Linked DNA regions of Mus musculus: regions 2 and 3 are each linked to region 1. A link is a loop called in an ENCODE intact Hi-C map of the cell type or tissue named here. Cell type or tissue: left cerebral cortex. All regions are shown on one strand.

Region 1 (8,000 bases):
AGGAATCTTACTATTTCTCCATTAAGAAATGAATAAAGTAATTAGGTGTGAAGGGACGGGGCTGGGGCAGCAGAGGCAGAAATTCTCTATTTAAGTGTTGCTATATTTAGATTTTTTTTTCCTGGTTCCGGGAATCAAACCCAAGGCCTCAGGCAAACTCAGCACGCACCCAATCACTGAGCCAAACCTCCAGCTCCATACTTAGAAATGTTAAACCGTGTAACCACCTACTCAGGATGGGGGGTGGGGGGGGGTGGGGAGGAGCAGAAATAACTTTCAGGTATAAAATCAATTCCATGTAGAGTAAGAAGCAAAGGTTATATATTTCTATAAGAAATGATTCAAGTGCATTCTGAGGAATTCTCAGGGAGGAAAAAAACAAACAGTTTTTTGTTGTTGTTGCTTATTGACAGACGGCAGCAAACCCAGTCCCTCACACACGTTTGGCAAGCGCTCCACGACGACCTGCACCCTGGCCCTTAGAATACACATGTACTAGTCCTGTGTCATATCTGCATTATATTTAAAATATATAGGATATGCAAGAATCCTGGTTTCTCCTAAAGACATAAACTTTATTCCTACTCCTGACCCCAAGCCAGACACACATAGTGTGTGTCTATGGATTTCTCACAGGGCCACTGCTGGCCTGAGAGACTCCAGAAACTGGGGACCACTTCCTCAAGAACTGTACACATGTGCATCCATACGCAAGGATCCAGGCGGTCCAAGGCGTTCCGAGTGTGGGTGGTTACTATGTAGTTCCACCTGGCCTGCAACTGCTATGTAGGCCAGGCTAGCCCTGTACTCACAGAGATCTGCCTGCCTCTGCCTCCTGGATGACTGCTGAGCTGTACAACCCCAAGGAGGACAGTTCTACAAGCTACTGCCTCAGGCAACAGAGCTAGCTAGTCCACCAAGGCTGGAGAGCAGAGGTTCTTCCGATAAGCTGAGAATTCTGAGCCCACGAGAGGATACACAGTGGCCATACAAACAGCCTGCTCTCAAGCGGCCGCACACATTGTCCACAGAGCAGCCTAGTGCTTGTGGATAATGGGAGTCTGCACAAAAGCATGTGCTAAAAGGATAATCCATCTACTAAGAACACACTGGAAAGAAACTACATTAGTGGCCTCTGAGAGCCCGGGAGGTCACACGGAGAATACTGTGGTCAATTAAACAGAGACATCCTATGTCTTAGTTTGCTCTCTATTGCTGTGATAAACAGCATGCCAAAAGCAACTTGGGGAGGAAGGGGTTTATTTTAGCGTACAACTCTAAAGCCATAGTCCGCCACTGAGAGAAGTCAGGGCAGGAAATGAAGCATGGGCCATTGAGAAATGCTATTTACCGGTTTGACTGGCCTGGTTTATTATATAGCTCAGTACCACGGTCCAGAGGTGGCACTGCCCAAAGTGAGCATATCACATCAATTATCAATTAAGAAAATGCAACAAATAGTTAAAATATAAAAGAAAATCCCCCCACAGATTGCCTATAGATCAGTCTGAATGAGGTGGTTTCTCCATCGAGATCCCTCTTAGGAAATAAGTCCAAGTTTGTGTTGAGCTGGCAAAAACCAATACACCCTACATACATGCAGATGCCACAAAGATACATGCTCAGACACACACACTACACACACACACACACACACACACTCACCCACACACACACACACACACACACACACACACACTCACCCACCCACCACTCAACCATACAATGTCAGATACTCATACAACAATGTATTTACCACATACACAGCTACTTGGAAATACCTACACATAGCACAGGCATAGAAAAACACCCACAGCAAAAACATATATACACAGTGCACACACATACACTCATAGCACATAGACATTCAAACACAGCACACAGGTATAAACATACATAGAAAGATACAGCACACACACATGTACATTCAGACAGGCACACACAGCACACACCATGCACACACACAGTCTCACACACTCACAAGCACAAGCTTGTCTACACCAAGATCTACTCACATATGCCTTTGGGTAAGTTGCTTCACTTTGTCAAGCCTGCTTTTCCCTTTGTAAAGTGGGCAGCCTTGTCCCAGCCAGATGAACGGCAAATGATGACTGCTAAGGTTCCAAGCCCTGAACAAACTGTGGCTCTTTTACCACAACCTTAGTTCTCACAGGAGATAACTAAGGGCTTATGTGTCACCTGGGGCTTATGTGGGGTTCTGCAAGTGGATCCCTTGAATGGAGCCCTATGCCTTCTCTAGGAGTCAGAATGGATGCCCGAGGGGCTTTCTCAGCAGAGTGTGGCAGGGAGGGGCCTGGGGCTGGAGAAATAAAGGCTTGGCCCTTGGGTGGTACAGCCAGGGTTGAGAGCATCTGACCTCAGGTCCACACTCCTCTTTGCCTCCAGCAACAAGCCCCTCTACACTCAACCAGGGAAAGAGGACCACTGGACCAAGTCCTTGTTGATACACAGCCTGAGACATGCCAGGACAGGTATGTGAACACGAGCATACTGTGAGCTGAGATTCCTTGGTGGGGAAAGCCACAGCTCACCTGTGTGAAGACCCTGCAAAGCTGACTGATGAGAACGTCCATGCTTGTGGAGAGTTGGAATGTTGCAGATGATGAGAAAGAGAGATGCTCTTGGATCCACTTAGCCCCCTGAACAGTACTCCTGGACCATCTCTGTGTGTGACTTAGCATTGTTTTTAACTACCAGATGCCATTGTCTATGGAATGCACTAACAAATCCTAGCTACCACCAACCCAAAAGCTAAGAATTTAACCGGTTGTCAGGCAATACCTGATGCCTTTAACACAAATGTCTTTGCTCTGCTGTAACCCGCCTACCTCATGTTCCCACCAATGTACTTTAAGAGTGTCTTAGCGTATGACTTTTTTTATTCCATGTCATTAAATACTTGGGAACCAAAATCCTACCATGTTAGAACATGATATTTAGGGAAACCTGAATTGTGTTTCTGAGCTATAATCACTCAGATTTGACTTCAGAATAAACTATCTCCTTCATTCTTTGAAGCAAGAATTCTTTTCATCAATAATATACAGGCAGTCAGACACACACTACACATCTAGGCACACCCGGACATGTCTCTCTCTCTCTCTCTCTCTCTCTCTCTCTCTCTCTCTCTCTCTCTCACACACACACACACACACACACACACACACACACCCTTCCAGGTAAACATAGTCCACACACAAGCAGCCCCTTCCTGGTGTGCCTTTAGCAGGGGACTTTTCCTGGTTCACACACACCTGTGCTGGCTCTGCCAGCTACAAGGTCAGCTAATGCCTCTGTGGACATTGTGTGTTACTTAGGAACAGACTCTCTGCCCAGGTGCCATGTGCTCTTTGAGTTCCCAGACTTCTCTGTGTGCCCAGGGTTCTCTGTGGTAGATTCCCTGTCTGAGGACCCTGTGCCCCTGGCCTTTCCCAGGGACAAGTCTGGGTATCCTGTACAAGTTCAGGTCACCAGATCATTCAAGTTCCAGCCCATATGAGCATCCTTACTAATGCCCTTCAGAGAATCTTCCAGCATCCTGGCTTGCCCTCCTTGCTTCCTTGTCTATGGTTTAGAGATGATGGAAAACCAAAATGAGTGTGGAGAGTTCTTATGGCCCTATGAACTCTAGGTCTCAGCTCGGCTGTCACCTCAGCTACCCCTCTGGGAGTGCATGCCCCTGTCCTTCAACTGCACATGCCCCAGTGAGGCAGACTCACGATGGCAGCTTAATTCCTCAGTAGAGACTGGACTGAGCACTTTATTATCAACTATTGAAATTATCGTGACAGCCATTTGAATCACCATGGTGATCGGCAGTTTTCAAATGGGAAAAAGGAGACACAGAGAGTGAGTGACTTTTGGAGGTCTGCCCAGCTGCTAAGCAACGGAACCAGGGTCCAATTCAGGCAGGTGCCTCGAGAGCAGACAACGAAAGAAAGGCATGATGGGAGCTTTGGAGGTTCAAGGTAAACAAAAATCAAGGAAGAGGTGAACAGCCAGGCAAAGTCGAAGATAAAACAAGAAAAAAAAAAAAAAAAAAAAAAAAAAAAGCAGATGCCTGTGACCAAAGCCCAGGGAAGAAGCCAGTGGGAAACAGAGAAAAATCGCCACTTCCTGGGGACATTACAGAGAGAGAGAGAGGATGCAAGGAAAGGCACCAGTGAAGCCCCTCTGCTTCAGGGCAAAAGCTCCTATTCACAGCTCTCCACACACCCTACCCCAAGATGGCAGCAGAGAGCAGCGAGAACAAAGGGAGCCGCAGACAGTGTTGGATGTCCCTTTACTAGGACAGTCAGTTTGCTAGCATCCACTTGTCTCCATAAATTATGCCCATTAAATAAAATGTTTGCGTTATCTACATTCTTTATTATTTTATGGATCGGCTCCATGAAAGAGTATCTTCCTTTAGCTTTAAGTATCCCTCTCTGCCAACTTCCAAATTCATTTCACTCTCCTATCATCTCTGGTCATGACTCCCAACCTGCTGAGTAAGCAAAGCTTTGTGATAGCACTGTTGAGAGAGTTCCCTTCCTCTTCTATGAATGAGGTGATGTGATGTTCAGAAAATGCTCTCATTTGGTAGATTCTCAGCAATAAAGAGGGGCAGACGACCTTAAATGAGATCTGATCCCAGCTAGTCTGTCCCACTCTGCTTGGGCAAACCTGAGAATTTTAAGCCACAAGTCAAGAGTGCTAATTTGCTTCCAATTGGGTTAATAACTAGTTATTTACTGGTCATAGAAACGTTTGGAGCCGATTGAGGTTGGCCTGACATAAATAGCCATCTAAAATGCCCTTGAGATGCCCTGGTTAAATGTAGCCTGAGGCTCATGCTTGCTGATCTTAGATTTCTATTAGAAGAGGAGAAAGAGGAGGAGGAGAAAGAGGAAGAGGAGGGAGAAGAGGAATTTGTTGTTGTTGTTGTTGTTGTTTTATTCTGAACACTCCTGCATCTATGATAGGGTCATGTCTTGATAAACTTGTAGCAAACTGAAAATACCACAGGCTGCAAATGTACCAAGTGTAGCTAACTTACTGAACATCATAACAAACACACTGCTCAGCTCAGTACCCTCTGCAGTGATGAGCAGGTAACTGGGAGAGCAGATTCCTGCCACTGTCCAGCATGCCTAGAAAAGCCAGGATTTCCATGTTTATGTAGGAACTAACATTGGCTTCTTCTAAATGTCTATCTCCTTCACATCAGAGGGAAGTTAAAAAGTCACTACATAGAACCTTGATAGTAAGAAATTCTGGTTTTGGTTTCTTAATTTTTAAGTTTTCATTGCTTACCTGTGTTATACAGGGCCATTAACTATAATTTACTTGCAAACATATATAAACACCAAGAAGCATGTGTTGCAACAGACCTGAGACATAAGTCATCCCACCACAATGTAATCGGTGTTTTTGTTGTTATTGTTATTTGTACACTCCATAATAACCTTTCAAACAGATGGGGGAATGGTATCTCTTGGTTCTGAGTTGCATTTCTCCACTGATTAGTGATGTCGATCCCTCTTCCTCCTCCTCCTCCTCCTCCTCCTCCTCCTCCTTCTCTTTCTTCTCCTCCTCCTCTTCATGTTTTTGGTTTTTTGAGATTATAACATAATTACATCATTTCTCCTTTCTCACCTACAAACCCTCTCTTATACCTCCCCCATTCTCTTTAAAGTCATGAGTCCTTTTCTGTAACAATTGCTACATGTGTATGTTCCTAAATACATAAACACAACCTGATCCATCTGTATGATGTTACTTGTGAATACACACACACACACACACAAACACACACACACACACACACACACACACACACACACACATATATATGCTTCATTACTGACTGTTTTGTTATCAGAGAGCCAACTGGTGTGCTCTTCCCTGGGGAAGACTACTTTCCCAGCATTCCTCAGTTGCCTGTGGTTGAGGCCTTGTGGGCTTCCCCATTCACATCAACATCTCTATTGTTGTCCTTGTTCCGGTTTGTTTAGGAAGCCACGTTGGTGGTGAGACTTTATGGGTGTGGTTCTGATACTTGCAGCAGACAGTCTCCCAGCAAACTCCCTGTTCCTTTGGCTCTCACAATCTTTCAGTCCTCCTGTTTTTCAATGATTCCCTAAGTCTTAGATACAGGAGTTATGTTGTAATGTATCAGTTGGGAATGGGCTGTATGACTCTACATTTTGATTGATTGTGGCTTTCTATAATAGTTTCTGTCTATTGCAAAGAGAAGTTTCATCATGAGAGGTGATAACTACACTTGTCTGTGGACATTGGACAGATGGCTTAGTAAAGGGACAGTTGTGGGTTCTCCTCCAAGATCCCTGATTTTATTAGCCCTGGGCACTTGGCTAGGTTTCCAGTGCCCGGCACAATCTTTATCATGAGTATCATAAAGGGTCTGAATGTGTGATCTCAGCATCCAGAACAACCAGTTGTTCAGTAAGAGCCTGGACTACATAAAACATTTCAAGACTCGCCTGGGTTATGTTGCAAGAACTTGCCTCAAAAACAAACAAACAAACAAACAAACAAACAAAAAACCCCAAGAGTCAGCACATGTGTATCAGTGGCAGAGAACTTGCCCGGCATGCACAAGGCACTGGGTTCCATACTAGGTGCTTAGAAACAGAGAAAAGAAAGTACTAGAAGAACACATTATTATGATATATCATAATGTATTACTATGTACATATACACATACATACATATGTGTATACATACATACATACATACATACATACATGCAACTAGAAAGAGCCAGGGATTCAGAGGAGTTAACACAGGGGCTTATTAGATATCTCAGATATCAGCAATAGACGAATGGCAGGCTGGTTTTCCACAGTGGTGCACACACTGTAATTGGTCAGGCAAAGATAAGCCTGACTTTTAATTTCGGTCTTTCAGCAAAAAAAGAATTAATTGAAGAATGCTATGGGGGACCAAACTTCCAGCTCACTGCCATGTGTCTGGGGAAGCACAAATCACAGAGGCACAGAATGGGATGAACAAAGAAGATGTTCTGAGCCAGGGTCTAAGAGGTCGGTGGGCTCCTTAGGGAAACCTGTTGGGAGTCAAATGCCCCATCTTGAGCCTGTAGTTTATAAATTCTGAATTCATCTATTGAGCCCCAAAATAAATATCTGAGTGTAGCCTCCCCTCACAACATCTGAGCATATGTTCCATGTCTCAGTTTGGAGGTACACAGGAATGACCCTAGTGAGTGACCCTCAAAGAGTGAGAGAATAAACAAATCATAGCATTTAGTGTGGTGCTGTAATTTGGTTGAGTATTTATTCCTCAAAGGTCCCTGTGTTAAAGGCGTGGTCCCTAAGTGGTACCACTAGGATCTTGAAGACGCTAGAGGAAGAGCTTTAGGTCCATCAGGATTACGCTACCCTCAAACAGGGCCATGAGACCTACCTGTGTCCCCTCTCACTGCCTCATGAAGACATGGCATGTCCTACCACGATATATTCATAAGTAGCGAGTGTCGAGTATTGCACTATAGTGACACAAAACTATACAGGTGGGACATGGAGGAAACCAAAGAAAGAGGAAGCCCAGAGGAGGAAGGGCGATTCTCAGTGGAGTTGGCCTCAGTGAAATCCTGATAGTTTAATAAAAACTTAAAGTTGAGGGCAGTGACTATAGCTATGTCAAGAGAGAAGGTTCTACACTCGGCGTACAGGAAGGAGGGGTGTGTCTGGGGTTTGATGATAAGGGGAGTCAGGTGGAGTATGGCAGGGAGAGAGATGGTGACATATTGAATGGACTGACTGTTGGAATGTGGTGATGGGGATATTTGGAGAGTTTCCAACATAGAAATGACCAATTTGGAATGAACTTGGAAAAGGACTTTGTTCCTCACAAAAATCACACTGAGAAACAGCATTGTGCAGCTTCTGTAGCGTGGCTCACAACTGCCCACGCCCGGGTAAAAATCCAGGCCAATGGAAAACTGCCTGAGGCTA
Region 2 (8,000 bases), 330 kb after region 1:
ATGCCCCATCTGCTACACCTTACAACGGCAGTGGGCTCAAACGTACACACAGTGTCCGGTGCCTAACTCCAGACCTTCAACACAGCCCTGGCAGCCTGCACAGGGAAGGAGATCCTCCGGGTCCAGCTGTTGTACAGTAATGGGCTCTTTGTGGACCACAGTAGGGATGCCTGAGGCCGCTATGTAAGGGCAGAGTCACCTGTGGTGGCCATAAGGCATTGGAAAGTCTTGATGAGAGTTGAGCCCTCCTTTCTCAGGAGATATCCAGGGTTATTCCAGCTCCAAGTTCAACCACAGCAGCAAGAGAGATGATGGTGTAACCTCTTGTCATCACTGGGATGGTTTCTGCTACGGCACAGTGTGGTCTATAAACGTAGCCAGATTTCAGAGTCCTCACAGTGGCCTCTGAGAAGCCTCCCCTATCCACAGTAGCTATCCATAAATGCCAAGCAGTGTTCATCACTGAAGAAGATTGTTTCTTCCCCTCCCCACCCCCAGGGCCACAAATAGTCCCGTGCACAGTGACACAGGGATAGGGACTTCAGTGTAGTAACACAGATGCAGGCAATCAAGGAGGTGACACAGGTGCAGAGGCCGAGGAACCGTGGCTCAGGGCCAGTGACACAGGTGTACCTCAGACCCCCGAGCAGCTTTGGTTGATTGCTGGAACTCACCTTCTCTGGTGACTGCCCTCTTAGAGTGGGGGGAGAGGCAAACTGGATATGAATACCCTGCAGTTACCTCAAGCCTCTCACTAGGTTCCAGGGCATCTGGGGACCCGGGCCAGGACGCTAGTGCCCTCCCAATCAGCAGCATCTGTTACAGCTGTTGTTGGCTCAAGACATTAAAGAAACCAAGGGTCGTCAAGGAAACCACTCAGAGATTTAAGGGTCTACCTAGAAGCTCAGTATCATTGCAGTTGTCTCCAGGAGCACCCTCAAAATCTCTTCTTAATGTCTGTTGTGAAAGCAAGCAAGGCCCCTTCGCGGCCATGTTTTCTGGCTTGGCTCTTTAACCTCTGAAGTCTGTGTTTCCCCGTTAATTTGACAGCTCGGGATATCGATTTCTAAAAATCAGCTCAACTGCCCATGGCTGTGTTTCCTGACTTAGCAGGCAGAAGAGGGAACGCCCACTCTTGAGCACTGACGGGCAGCCTCTGTGTGGAAGACAGGCAGGAAGCGCAGACAGCTGGGACATGGCGTAGACACAGAGGCATACAGAGGCCTAGGGTTACCGTCATAGATCAGCTGTTGGGAGCAATTAGGGAAGGCTTCCTAGAGGAAGTGAGACTTGAGCCCTGAAATCAGTCCCCAGCTAGAGAAGATGGGAACCCAGAGGAGAGGGTGCTACTGGGGAACACAGACAAGACCTGGTGGGGACTGATGTCGTTGACCTAGGTGGGAGAAAAAGAGGGATGGAGGGAACCTGATTCATCCTTTCATTCCCTGGAGCCTGCTCTTTACATGTGGAAGCCCCGAAGAAGGAAGCAGAGGGCCACCTTACCTTCAGAACTGTGTGCTCGGAGGGGTGAGACCCAGAGTGGGGACATCCACAGTTGTGCTGCCTGTAGATGAAGACCTGGTCCCCAAGGCCCCAGTGATGGAAACAACTATGAGTGAAAGACCATACTGGGGGTCCACTGGGCTCCAACATCTGTGAGAGACAGATGGGGGGGCTAAGCACCGTCCCAGCACCCTTCCAGGTCAGCATGTGTGGTACTAAAGTTGAGGTTCCCCTGTGGTTTAGAGCAAGCCCATGGTCAGGAGTGACCTTCCTAACCCAGTGACCCCTGGGTGGCGAATCCTCAGGAAGAGGGAGAAATGGAAGCACGCAGAGAAGCGTGCTGGCAGCAGTGTGTCCAGGCGGGTCCCTTCCATGGAGCAGAGTGAAGGGTGGAGTTGAACCTTACACCACACACTTCCTGTGGCCTTTGTGTGTTAGATCCTCCTGTAGGGCAGAAGGGTCTGAGCAGGCTGTGCTGTGTGCCGATGGTGTTGGAGCATCATGGTGACCACCTGACCCACCCTGCTCTGCAAGGCCAAGCACTGTAACTCACAGACCTTGGTCTTCTAATCAAGCTAGCCAAGAGCTCCAAATACAGTGATGGCCCAAGATAGTTCATTACTGAATCCAGTCACTTGCTTCTCTCCTCAGAAAGCCTCATGGAGAGTGGCAGAAGGAAGGATAGAAGGTGAGGAGAAGACAGAGGAGGGAGGGGGAGAGAAGGGCGTGAACAGATGAAGACTCGGAGCTCTGAGACCCTGGCAGTTCAGTGTGCCTCTGTCCCCACAGCACCCTGCTCCCCTGCCCCCAAAGAATTGGGTGGCAATCTTCACGGTACAGTTAGTAGGAATAAGGAAAGACATGTCCTTCATAGAATGTCATGACCATCACTCCTCTCACGAAACAAGGACAATAAAAGGAAAACAAGGTTAACTTGGTTGGTCTTTTGTAACATGGAATTGAGGTGGGAAAGACCCAGGATGGACTAACTGCTCATTTTTATGCTAAGGTTGGGGGCAGCCTGGGCGACCATGTAGATGCAAGGTTGGAAACAAGCCACTTACAGGTTGTGATCTAATATAACAGAGAGAGGGGGGACCCAGAAAGACCTGTGTGGCAGTTACTTTACTGTCACTGTGCTAAAGTGCTATATCCAATGCAATTTATAGAGGAAATAGTTTCTTTAGGCTTACCATCCCAGTGGGTAAGAGTCCATCACCATCATGGCTGGGAGGCACAGCAGGAGGCAGAAGCAGGGACAGGAGCTCTCAGTTCCCATCTTGAAGGCAGAGCAAGCAAACTGGAAGTAGGGAGATACCTTAAGTTTTCAAAGCCAGTCCCCAGTGACAGACTTCCTCCATCAAGGCTGTGCCTCCTAACCCCAGCAACCAAGTGTTCAAAGGCTTAAGGCTATACAGGGCATTCCTCATCCAAACCAGCACAGCATGTCTTGACTCTTCTGAGTTGCGTTTTTACAAATCACGGCGGCCATGTTACTTGACAGGAACAGCCTGAAGGAAAGCGGTTTACTTCACTCACAGTGTTAAGAGTTCTGTCGGTGGCTGCTTGGCCCCATGTGCCTGGGTGGAGCTCATGGGGCACAAGTGGAGGGCACTGTTTCCCTCATGGTGAGCATAAAGGAAAGGGAGAGAAGGGGAGAGTAGATACCCAGGAATCACCTACCTCAAACTTTTAATGTTTCCAGCCATCTTAAAATAGTACTACCATCTGAGGCTCAAATGGTCAACACATGAGGGGATTTCACATAGTCTGTAATAGTGACCTCTCTCAGGGTCATTCCTCTCTAAGAATGGGCAGGATCCTTCTGGAATGGGGCTAGAGGCGGGTCTTATGACCATCAATCAAATAGCATAACCCAGGGGGATTGCTTTCTGACAATTCTCACAAAGAAAGGTGTGATAACAGCAGGAGTTTGCCTTGAGGTATGGGCTTGAACTCAGGAACTAGCATGCTCTTGGCTTCGGCATGAGCTACCCTCCCAGCTCCAGGGGGCCATGCTCGGGCTTTGTAGTTGGCTCCTTGGAAAGGGGTTGCCTCAGGAAAGAGACATTCTAGTTTCTAGCTCATCTCAAAAGACAATGCCCATCAGGAGACAGAACGTGAGCCTTTGAAGTCTTCATTTGGAGACACCATCTTCCTAGCCCCAGTAATACCAGGCTTCTGGAAGAAGGCGCCAGAGCTGTCAAGCAGGGAAGCAGGGTTTGGCTTTTCTCCTCTTCCTGCTAGTGGCCGCTTGCAGACGGGGAGCAGCTGCCATCTGTACAGAATCCATCATCCTGCCGCCCTGGGGAAGATGGAGGATTTTAGCGTAGGATGTAGCGCAGCGGTGCGATTCAAACTGCAGGAAGGTGACAAGAATGATGATGTCGTTGAAAGGCTCATCTAGGAAACTGATGAGATGGCGTGGTGCTGAAGCCTCACCCCCAGAGATGATGCTGCAGTTTTACAGTGGCAAGGTCTGCCCGGGCCCGCTCTCCCCTCCCGGATACCTGACTTGGGTAGCTTGCTCTGAGGCTGCCTTTTAAAAAATAGACTGAGTGATGTGAGCAGAAAGAGAATCTCCCGGCAAGTAAGCCACCCTTGGAGAATGAGCCACGTGGACAGAATTCTCAGCTCTCCTCAGGCCCTTCATGTCTTCTCAAAATCGCTTGTCTTAAAAGGGCTGCCAACCAAAGAGCAAGCATGGGCTGGACCTAGGCCCATATGTACATATGTAGCACATGAGCAACTTGGTCCCCAACAACAGGAAAGGGGGCTCTCCCTGAACCTATTGCCTGCCTGCCTGTGGATCCCATTGCCCTAAATGGTCTAGCCTCAGTGCCTAGTCTTGCAGTAGACCTGATGTTCTGAGGATGGGGGCTGGGGCAGGGGGTGATACTAGAAGGAGGCTCCCCTTCTCAAAGGAAAAGGAAAGAGAGGAATAGGGAGAGGTTCTGCATGAGGGGGTACTGGGAGGAGACAGGGAGCTGATATTAGGATGTAAAATGAATAGATAAAATATTAATTTTTTCTTTTTTTAAATTTTTATTGACTTTTTTATTAGACATTTTCTTTATTTACATTTCAAATTTATCCCCTTTCCTGGTTTCCCCTCTGAAAACCCCCTATCCCATCCCCCCTTACCTTGCTCAACAACCCACCCACTCCTGCTTCCTGGTCCTAGCATTCCCTTATACTGGGGCATCAAGCCTTCACAGGACCAAGGGCCTCTCCTCCCATTGATGTCCGACAAGGCCATCCTCTGCCACATATGCAGCTGTAGCCATGGCTGCAACTCTTTGGTTGGTGGTTTAGTCCCTGGGAGCTCTGGGGGTACTGGTTGGTTCATATTGTTGTTCCTCCTATGGGGCTGAAAACCCTTTCAGCTCCTTGGGTCCTTTCTCTAGCTCCTCTATTGGGGACAGCTCAGTTAATTAATTTTTTTAAAGGCTGCCAATCACACTCTGGGTCATTCCAAAATTGGCCCACTTGGGCCTGAAGCCCGGTATTTAATCTCAGGTTCATAATGAGGAGGGAAAGAACCTTGGAGCCTCCCTAACAAAGGCACACAGGAGATGCCGCTACCGAGTGACCATTAGACAATGGCCCGAAATCCAGAGTTTTGACTCTAAGAACCTACATATCATTGTTTGCACACAAAAGTCAAAAACAGGTTTTAATTTTTTTTAAATAGGTTTCAATTTTTTTTTTTAATTCAGAGGCTGGAAAACGGTAGGATGCCTGTGGTCTCGGGGGGAGGTGGGGCTTAATCAAAGTGTAGCAAATTAGGGAGTCATGTCTTGGAGCCTCTGTGCTCATGGACACAGGGCCTGGCTTCCCTCTGGGGTTGTTAGTCACTTTCATGGTGACTGTGACAGACTTGGAACATGGCTCGCACTCTTGGCCATTCAGATTCTCTGGCACCCATAGCACAGGGCTTTGAGCTTCCTAGAGGGGCAACAGCTGCAGGCATCTGTACTAGCTGGCAGTCTGTCCAGGCAGGCTGGTGGGTGTGACTCACAGTAGGCTGAACCTTCATTGGCACATCCTTGCCAGTTTCCCCAGTTAGCCAAGGGTTACCAGGGCTCGGGGCAGCCACACTGATTGCTTCTTCTGCAACTCTCTGCCCCAGCCACTACTGGATGGGATGACATGGTGTAAACGTATCAGACTAATGTGCTTCTTGCTCATTGCCGTCTCCCTCCCAGGTATGGGTGGGGAGAGGGGTGGGGGTTGCTGAGGAGGGAGCATCAGGGGCCTGTGGGAGGCCTGGGCCCTGTCAGAGGCATGCTCATCAACACAGCATTGGCTGCTGGGTAGTTGACAGAATATCATAAACAAACCAAGAGCAGGCAATCCCCACAACCACCTGACACAATCACCCACAGCTTGAGCAAAACTGTGGCAAGCCTGAGATTATGATTTGGCTATACAAACATCAGCGCTACAGACTAGCCAGAAACTCAACCAGAGGGATAGGGAATGGGAGCCCTAGGCCTTGGTACACTTAGGACGTTCCCTACATCCCCTTTGTCTAGAAACACAGATGGCCAGGGTAAGGCAGCGCACTCAGGAAGGCAGGCTGCTTCTCTGGTTGAGTGTGAGGAGTTGTGCCTGCACTGGGGTGGGGGGTGGGGGGCGTGTCCTCTAGACCACACACAAGTCCAGGCAGAGCAGTGGGAGCCCAGGGGGCTGTAAGACCTTTTTAGTGTATGGCTCCATCGTTGGCTGAGCATATCGCTGATCCTGAGGCACCCAATGGACAAAACAGACAAGGCCAGACCTCCGTGGCAAGCACCAAGATTCAGAGACTGTAGGGTTTGTTCGGTAGCATCAAGTGAATAAATTTAGCAACAATCCCCACATACTGTGTATGTAAGAGAAAGAGGGGGTGGAGGAGAGAATTCGGAGTTGCTACAATATTATATCTTAAGTGTTCCGTTTTCAAAAATTGGAGATATACAAGTAAAATGGGACCCCCACTTTGCAGGCTGGGGTAGCAGCCAGCAGATGGTGGGCTCTGATGCTGCCTTTTAGACAAAGACTTCAAAGCAGCCATTGTAAGTATGTTCAAAGACCTAAGGGAAATCATGGCTAGGGAGCTAAAGAAAGGTTATAACAACAATAGCACAGAATCCAGCCTAGCAACAAATAGAAATGGTGTGTGTGTGTGTGTGTGTGTGTGTGTGTGTGTGTGTTTACTAGAAGGTTCAACAGCACGGACTTGGCATAAAAACTAAAAAATAGATGAATAAAAACCATCCAGTCCAAGCCACATGCACTACTGGTACTCAGGAGACTAAAGAGGGAGGATCTAGGACCATGGGTTCAACTCTAGCCTAGTCTGCACAGCAGGATATCTGTCTAAAAATAAAAGGAAGAAAGATTGTATTATGGCAGATTCAGGTGAGAGAAGAAAGGAGGAAAGAGATGAAACTGAATAAAAATAGAATCAAGAAAGAGAGAACCCCCACACACACACTGAGAGAGAGAGAGAGAGAGAGAGAGAGAGAGAGAGAGAGAGAGAGAGGCACTAATTTACACATCAGCGAAGCACAACGAACTCTAAGTAGAATAAACATGAGATCCATACCTAGACGCAAGCATAGTCAAACATCTGCGAGACCAAGACAAATCTCTATACAGCAGCAAACCTCGGCAAAAGCAAGCAAAGAACCATTGGCTTTGCTGCTGCAGCAGCAGCGGAGGAGGGGCCCGGAAGCTGAGAGATGAGAGGTGCTGAAGGAAAGCCTAGTGGAGCCTTCTCTGTGGAGGCGAAGCAGAGAAACATTCGGGAGCAAAGCGGAAGAAGGTTCACCTCAAGTAAATCCTTCCAAACTACCCTAAAGGGAGTCCTTTGGCCAACACCAAGCGACACGAGAGGTGACTGAAATCCACGTGAGGGGCGGGGGAGGTGCCTCCACAGGCGATGCTGCCACATGCTGACAACCAGAGTTTGGCTCCTCAGAACTCAAGCGAAAACTGGACAGAGCGGTACAAGCGTCTGTGGCCGCAGCTCACCCATGGGCGATGAAAGGCAGAGACAGGGAGATCTCCAAAAGCTCGAAGACCCACTGGTCTCCCAGGACTAGCACCGAAAACTGACAGCTGACCTCCTCACATGAGCTCGGTAATGAACACACAGAAATATCATACCTATGTACACACACGTGCACGCAAATACACACACAGAGTACAGCTTCTCTATCTCATGCATTTAGTGAGAATCCAAGGTTGACTGGAGTGAGCATTCATACTGATTAATACACACACACACACACACACACACACACACATATGTATATACATGTGTTTGTGTGTGTGTATTAAAAAAATGTTAAAAGTAAACAAGTTTATTTATGTATTTGAGGTAGGGTTTTGCTCTCTAGCCCAACCTGCTCTAACAACTACTCCTCAGCCTCCTGAGTGCTTGGTTTACAGTCATGTGCCATCATGCCTGGCAAAATGAGGGGATTAAAAAAATTACACTAGGAAAT
Region 3 (8,000 bases), 200 kb after region 1:
TGTCACCAGTTATGGGCAAGGGACACATCACATTTCAAAGGGAGCGACAGAGTAAAATGTGGGTGGTAGACTCCCATTTTTCTATTCTAGAAAGAAAAGGAAGCATTTCACGTGTAAGCATTCTGATATACTTGTGACTGTGAAGTTTGTAGAGGGATATTAAACACCACTGGTGATGTCAGCTACCGATCGACAGAGCACTGATGGAGAAGAGAATCCATGTTTGTACATTTCCTGGGTTTTAGTTATGGCAACAGTTACATACTGCTTTAGGAATATTTTTAGAATTCTAGCAGCATCGCTCTTAAAGGGAACACAAAGACTGAGCTGCTTTGCCAGCAGCGGCTGTGCAGGTGACTTCAGTGTCCTGGCACTGGCAAGATTAGTCGCCTCAACTCAAAGGCAACGTGTCAAGACCCCACCCAGCTCAGTGCTCTTGTATAGTCAGTCACTGCAGAAATGTGCCAGAGGTTCATGCGTAGGGAGGCGACCCATCTCCTAACATGCCAGACAGTATAGCCTAGGACAGGGAACTCTACAAGGTGCTCCTCAGAATCAAAGCGCCATGTAGATTTTGCTCATCACTGACCTCTGGCCACAGCTTCTTCACCTCACCAGCCTCCAGCTTTGCCAAGCTCCCCTCCTACAGTTTAGAGCTAGAATGTCCCCTAAAGACCCATGTGGTAAAGACTTAGTTCCACATGGCATTTCTAGAAGGAGGTGGAGCCTAAGGGGGAGTCTTGAGTGACCTACAAGGGAACAGTGGGGCTCAGCCTCTTCCTCTTCCTTTCTCCTTTTGGCTATCTGGTTCAAAGTAAGCAGCATATACACTCCTACCACAATGTACTGCCCTGCCACAGGTCTGCCTGAGGCCAGGGACTGAAACCTCCACGTGGCAATTCTGTGAGTATACACAGACACACATATATACATATACACACCTATACACAGAGACACATACACACACATTCACACACATACAAACACATACACATATACAGATGGATATAAAAGTATACACACATATATACACAGACACATGTATATATATATATATATATATATATATATATACATATATATATATACACACACACACATATATATATACACATATATATATACAGACACACATATATACACACATTCACACATATACACATAGACAGACACAAACATGTACATACACATAGATATACATACACAAACACACATATATATACACATACATACATACACCTATATTCCCACATTCTTACACATATACACAGAGACAGACACGTATAAATACACCTACACATATAGTCACACAGACACACACAAGCACATACAGTACACACATGCACACATCTTACACACATATACACATGCACATAGACACACATATATGCACAGGCATTCATACACACACATACAAACATACATATACATACATACATATACATGAATACCCACATATATAAACATCTTACACAAATACACATATACACACAGAGAGACAGGCACACACACACACAGAACTTTTTAAGTTTTCTTAATGTCCCCAGCGTAATGTGTCTTCAAATTTCTTGACCCTTCACCTTTCAGGCATGGTTAGGGTTTTCCTAAGGAACAGAGGGTGTGGCTGCCTTGCCAAGGCAATTTCTTCACCAGCAGGCTCTCGTCCACCCTCTGCCACATGGACAGTTAAGCATCATCTTCAGTTAGGCACCTGGTGTTTCTAAAGTGAGAGCAGCTAAGTTCAAAGCCACATCCTGGCTCAGTGACCTTGGGGAAGTTACTGATTTCATCTTTATTCTTCTCAGATCACTCACCACAAGTTGCCAGGACTGCTTGAGGAGCAGCCCCTGAAAGAGGCTGGTGTGGCATTCCCCTGGCTAAGACAAGTGAGATGCCTGATGGAAACTCAGGGAGGGAATCAATTGGCCAAGGCCGAGTACCGGGAGGTACAGTCCACTAGGCTGCCAGTGAGCGGGCTATCGTCCATATAAAAGGGACTATCAGGTCCAGTACATAGTAAGTGCTCAATAAAGAAAAGAATTGTTTTTCTTCATATTACTTTTTCCTAAATACAAGAACTGTTGATATAACAATTCTTCACCAGGTCTAAACCACAAATGATCAAGAAGTTTGAGGCAGCAATTAAGTACCCAGTATCCTTTCAGAGGGTTCATATAGCAGAGTCCAGCACTAAGCCTAGTGTGAGTTTCCATAAAAACCTACCATCTTGGTCACCTATCTTAAAGACCTTTCAAGGTAGTTAGAGCAAATATATCCATTACCTTGGGAGACTGATCTCAAGAACCTCCAACAGCGGAGGTTCAAATCCCTTCTATGTCTTACAATTTGCATATAACCCACACACGGTTTCTTGTATGCCTGAAAATCATCTCTAGGCTGCCTAGAATAACTAATGCAATATAAATACCATGCAAATGGTTGCTATATTCTATCATTTGGGTATGAACTGACCAGGAAAATGTTGTGCATGTGTCTGTACAGATACAGGGCTTTCTGGATACTTTAGGTGTCTGGTTGATTGGATCCTTGGCTACAGAAGCCGCCGATGCTAAGGGCAGGCTGTATACGGAAGGCAAAGAGCCCGTGTTACTCACTCACGATCACATCAACATGCGAACCTGTCCCAACTGGAACTAAGCATTCTTTCTGCGGGGCAGAGACAACGTGTGAAAATTGCTATACGCTGTATTGAAAGGATTTAAAGGCTGGAGATGTAACTCAGTCTAGCACATGCCTAGTATGTATGGAGAGATTCCATCCCCAGCATAGAAAAAAATAAATTTCAAAACACTTGTAGCTGATTCAATTCTGAAGGTTAAAAAGAAGCCTGTGGGAAGACAGAGGGAGGGACAGAGGGAAGGAGGGAAAATGTGTAAGCATTTTATGCTGGGTTCATGCTATTCTCCAGAGCCCAGAGAAATGGAAGCCCACAGCCTAACGCCAGGACAGGACTCAGAACTGTGGGAAACTAGAATTAATCACCTATAGATGTTGAAGACAACAGCATTTGACATACAAGCCGAATTACTGTTTTTCATATGTAACTTAACTCCTGAAACAAAATGTAGGGGATGTGTATTTTGTATGTGTTTTTCTACTGTCTCTAATTAATGTTTTACTTTTGAGGCTATATATATGTATGTATGTATGTATATATATATATATATATATATGAAGAAAAGATATATTTCCATATATATATAAAATCTCTCTCTCTCTCTCTCTCTCTCTCTCTCTCTCTCTCTCTCTCTCTCTCTCTGTGTGTGTGTGTGTGTGTGTGTGTGTGTGTGTGTGTGTGTGTGTGTGTATAAAATCAGTTCTCTTAGAACACCCTAGGGAATCCAGCTAAGGCTCAGAGGAGGTGGGGGAGGCTCCGGAAAGAGCCAGGAATCCTTGCTAATTCACCAGCCTGCCACCTGTAGGCTGGTTCCAGCAGGCTGAAACTCAGTACCCACTAGACAGACATGAAAACAACGCATATTAAGTAATGCTAAAAACCGAGCAACAGATGTGTGGAGACTATATATAGGGGCGGGTTTGGACCACGGCTCCCTGGAGGCTGCCTCCCACCTCCTCTCATCGATCTGAACACTGGGAGCTGTGACCACACGTTCTGCCTTCCTATTCTGCTCTCCCAGATGAGTCCCCACCCCTGTCTGAAATAAGCTTTGAAAATTAATACCCCCATTTGGATGAACAGCCACACCTGTATCGATCCTTGTTTCCAGGGTAGTTTGGCTAAGATCTCATTTTAAACCAGACAAGGAACTTGCCAGAACAAAGGCCATTCCAAACTAAATAAATAAATAAAAGCCATGCAGGACTGGACTTTTTTTTTTTTTTTTTAATTACAAAAGTTAAGAACAAACGACGAGCATTGATTGCCAAGGCTTGTTTTGGGTCTTCGTAAGCGGAATTTAAACGCAGAAGGTTCACTGTAATGTATTTGTGCACCACTGACCAAATGTAGTTACAGATGTCAAGAGTTCTCGAAACAAGTGCCCATCGTTATAAATACCCGTGCCACATTTATCCCTATTCCCATATGTCCATGCTTTATTAATACAGAATATAAGCAACTTTCACCAAAACAATACAAAATACCAAAAAAAAAAAAAAAAGAAAGAAAGAAAGAAAGAAAGAAAGAAAGAAAGAAAAGAAAAGAAAAGAAAAGAAAAGAAAAGAAAATCATCTCGAACCAATGGCTTCTTTAATAAATGTTTGCTGGAGGAAACATTTGAGGGTCAAGAACCCGAAAATCAATCTGGATTTTAAATAGCACGCTCCTGACTCCGGATCTCCAGCAGGTCCAGCCAGACCGTCCTGGGCTTAAGGGGAAACAAGATGTCCCTGCGTCCGGGAGGTGCCAGAGCGGGGACCAGTCGGTCCTCTCCAGACTGACCCACAGCCCTGCGCGCCCCCGGCGAGAACCGCAGCGAAGGGAGCCGTGCACAGCGGGTACTGCACCGGGCTCGGGCGCCCCCGTGCCGCCTTGGTCACAGTCGCCCGCTGCCCGGGTCGGTCATCGGCGGCGAGTGGGGATCCGGGCAGTTGTCCCAGGCAGGCACCAGCCACCGACTGCTACCCACCAGGTGGCGAAGGGAGGGCGCCTGGCTGTTTTCCCCTCAGAAAAGTAACTCCGGGCGCAACGCTTTGGAGCGGCAGCGCGACGCGCGGCGGTCCCCGGAGTTCCCCGGCCCGGACTTGGAAACTGCTAGCCGAGCCGCAGCTGCCAGACCCGGGCGTCCGCTCCCCCACTCGGCGCCGGCCGCGTCCCCCGCCACTGCAGCTCCGGGTCCCAGCCCGCGCCGCCGCCGCAGACACTCACCGAGAAGCCGGCCCAGAAAGGGCAGGAGTGGCGCACGCGGGCGGAGGTGGTGAGAGCCAGCGCCGCGAAGCTCACGGCCACGATGAGGCATCCGAGCGCCATCTGCGTGGCCCCGAGAGCCAGCACGATGCGGGAACGGCCCGGGCACTCGCGCAGGCGGGACAGGCTGCGGGGCAGCGCGTGCGGACGCGGTGTGCGGGGGCCGCCGGCCGGAGGCATCTCGTCCCGCAAGCTCTCTCCGCGCTGCGCTCCTCTCACCGAGGCGCCGGGGCAAGTTGCGCTGGCTGCGGGGACCGCCTCCCCGCGGGCAGCAGCAGAGGCTGCGGCGCGCGGCCGACGCGAGCGGCTCGGGCCGGGCGGAGAGCCGGGCGCCCGCAGCCCGCACCGGTGCCCGCGCCCATGCCACCGCCGCTGCGCAGGGCCCGCCGGCCGCGCTGCGCCCTCTCCCGCTCGCCCGCCCGTCCGCGCGCTCCCCTGGCCGAGCGCGGGCGCGAGCCGCCGTGCCGGGCGCGAGCCGCCGCGGGCTTCGGGAGCGAGCCTAGCCGCTGTGCGCCGGGGCCCGGGAGGGAACCGAAGCCGAAGGGGGGGACAAGGCAGGGAGCAGGAGAGGTCGCGGGTGTGTCCTCCGCGTTGGTGCCTCCTCCTGGGCCGAGTCGGATACTGGGGAGAGGACGGACGGAGCCTGGACACCGGCAAGGACAGAGGACTCCGAGAGGACCCTTTGGCCAAGGCGTGGGAGCGGGGTTGTGGGACCTGAGGCTCTGAAAGGGCTTGGATGTCGATTTCCTGCGCTGAGCCCCAGGCGTGGCGACCTCCAGTTAATAAGCCTAGCCGCCTTCGTGCAGAATCACCCTAGAAGCCACCTAGGACACCCCTGGGGCAAGCAGCTGCCTTCTATCCACTTCTCCTTTGCGGGGCGTTTTATAAAACAAGTCCCAAGTTTAGCCTTTAAAACAGTATACAAGAGCAAATGTAAATGGAGGTTGTATTAAACAGCCTATACTCCCTCTTGCCCCCAGATTTAATGATTGGCTTCCTTGAAATTGCAAGGAAACCTGGAAATTCGGTTGTCCCAATGCCTTTTGTGGTCCTGTTGATGGGACAACTTTAAGCCTATCAGTGTTGAATGGAGTCTGCAGGGTCGGAAGTATGAAGGACTGGCCGAAAAGGAAAGTTGCAAAAGATGAAATTCAAAGGTCATTCTTCCATGACCTCTTGGCAGGACTTATGGAGTCCTCCATCCCTGTCTGCCTCCTCCCCCTCAACCCCCGCCCCATTGGATTGGAAATACCGAACAGTGTCCTCCCGAAAATATCTCAATTGCTGGTGCTTGAAATTTCAGCGTTAGAGATATTGATTCCTTTGGGGCTTGACGAGCCCCTATTAAAATGCAAATTCCCCTTGAAGGGGCAATAGCTCAGCCTTTATCAGCCAACACCTTACCAGGGATGGGATTTATTTTCCAATTTAACTGGATGGCCAAGGGATGAAGAGAGAGAGGGTGGGAATCCCAGGATAAAGTGGATGACCTCCAAATATTGGCCCGTGGCCAACTGCTGTCGTCTCTCCCAGTTCTTTATAAAATGAAATAAGCCTCTGGCCAGGTGTTTAGAGCGCCCTAGTACAAATTCCAATTTCCTGGAGGTATTTTCTATCTAGAAGTTCTCAGGAAGCATTTTTGTCAGTGCTTGAAACAATATCAAAGCGTGATACTCGACTGCCCTCACCTCCCTCGCCCATTCAGGCATTCTTCTGAAAACCGGCTCAGACTAGGGGGTCTAAGCAGAAGCCACCCATTTAAGGCTCTTAGAGGTAAGTACCTCAGCAAACAAAAACCAGACAGAAGCCTTGCCTCTAAGACATCAAAAGAGAGATAATCGGCATTACAAATGAGCAAATTACTTAGCTTATCCACATTGTATACTAGTCAAAATTATGTTTAAAAGTCCACTGTTTGGCAGGGAGAAGGTCTGAGACAAGTAAAAGCAGGCAGGCCCCCCGGGGGGGGGGGCGCTTTTTGGTCTCCGGGGGACTTTGTCAGCACACAGATAATTGCTCCAAAGTCAGTTGCATCTGGGTTCAGTGGGATAGAAAATACTGCTACACCTGCCGCCCCGGCGATTGGAAAGGAGCTTTCTGACCACACTGTAATCCAGAAGATATTGCTATCAGCATGGCAAGAGAGGGTGACAGGGAAGGGTGGGAGTGGTTCCAGAGGCGAACAAGAATTCTATTTGGAACTAGGTTCCATGATACATTCTGTCAAAGAAACTGGCTGCAATCTGCCATGTCTCAAGACCTTGAATAATGTTGAGCTGAAAAATATGGAACTAGTTTGTTTGGAAGACGAAGGTTTAAGACAGTAAAGCATTCAGACCAGTTGTAAGAAAGCTACTGTAATTATGAAAGAGACAATGACTGAAGAGAATCCTCCTGCACTGAATTAGGATACTTGGAGAGATGTCCTTAAGGTGGTAAGGGAAGACCCCATACATCTAAAACTCTACTTTGTGAAGATTCAAATTCATTTAAAGAAGAAAGCCTGTGCTAAAGGGTTCACTGTTCAAAGATGTGTCTGGGGACACATTTCCCATAGCTTAGCTATGGTCTAAAGCACCTGTGGTCTCAGGGTACCAACTTGAGTCTCAAGCTGGCAACAGAGCTTTGCACCATCATTCACATAGAACTGCTTTGGGAGGTGTGGAAGATTGGAGGATTATGGAGTCCCATTCTACTGCTTCAGTGATCAGCTGGGGACAGGATTGGGGTCCTTGCAAGAAGACCCTATGAGACCTTCTGGGTGATGTCAAGTTAAGTCAAAGTTGTAATTGGAACCCCAGGATATTGCAGATGCCAAAGAACATCCAATGGTGAAAGCTATAGTCATAGAGTTGGAGTAGAGCCAGCCTAAGAGAGGCTATGTGTGGTGCACATAAAAAGGTTGGGCAAGTGGGGCTAACTTAGGCCTTTGGAGCACAGCCAATTTCATCAAAAGCCAAACATGGAGTTACAGGATTTGTTGTTTTCCCTGCTGGATTTTGATCTTCCTTCGGTCCAAGCATTCCTCTGTTATACTCCTGTTCTTCCATGCTGAATGAGAATGTATATCTGTGCTAATTGCATGTCGGGAAGATGTTATTTTTTTTTTTTT

The links. Peaks named below come from ENCODE experiments on the same cell type or tissue, not always from the same donor. Only the 100,000 strongest peaks of a DNase experiment are listed, where the experiment ranks them.
Region 2: it touches region 1 in a loop (2.5-fold over the local background); 2 of 42 quality-filtered maps call a loop at or near these places.
Region 3: a loop joins it to region 1, with 2.1 times the contacts of the local background. A loop is called at or near these places in 6 of 42 quality-filtered maps.

The regions. Positions count from the first base shown.
Region 1 is chr7:64,946,392-64,954,391 of GRCm38, forward strand. The region is part of intron 2 of Fam189a1 (family with sequence similarity 189, member A1); the gene reads right to left. Among named protein-coding and RNA genes, the nearest start is that of Nsmce3, 77 kb to the left of the region's middle. In left cerebral cortex, a CTCF peak has its summit at 4,256 (motif pointing right); DNase peaks (open chromatin) are centred at 4,253 and 7,959.
Region 2 is chr7:65,275,628-65,283,627 of GRCm38, forward strand. No RefSeq gene overlaps it. Among named protein-coding and RNA genes, the nearest start is that of 1810049I09Rik, 66 kb to the left of the region's middle. In left cerebral cortex, no CTCF peak of the experiment used is centred here; DNase peaks (open chromatin) are centred at 3,829, 6,398 and 7,280; H3K27ac peaks cover 494 bases.
Region 3 is chr7:65,151,256-65,159,255 of GRCm38, forward strand. It overlaps Fam189a1 (family with sequence similarity 189, member A1), which reads right to left and starts at 5,273. Exons shown (of 10, transcript NM_183087.4): 1 at 4,850-5,273. The coding sequence starts at 5,068. In left cerebral cortex, CTCF peaks have their summits at 3,458 and 4,500; DNase peaks (open chromatin) are centred at 253, 2,768, 3,503, 4,518 and 2 more places; H3K4me3 peaks cover 2,557 bases; H3K27ac peaks cover 1,874 bases.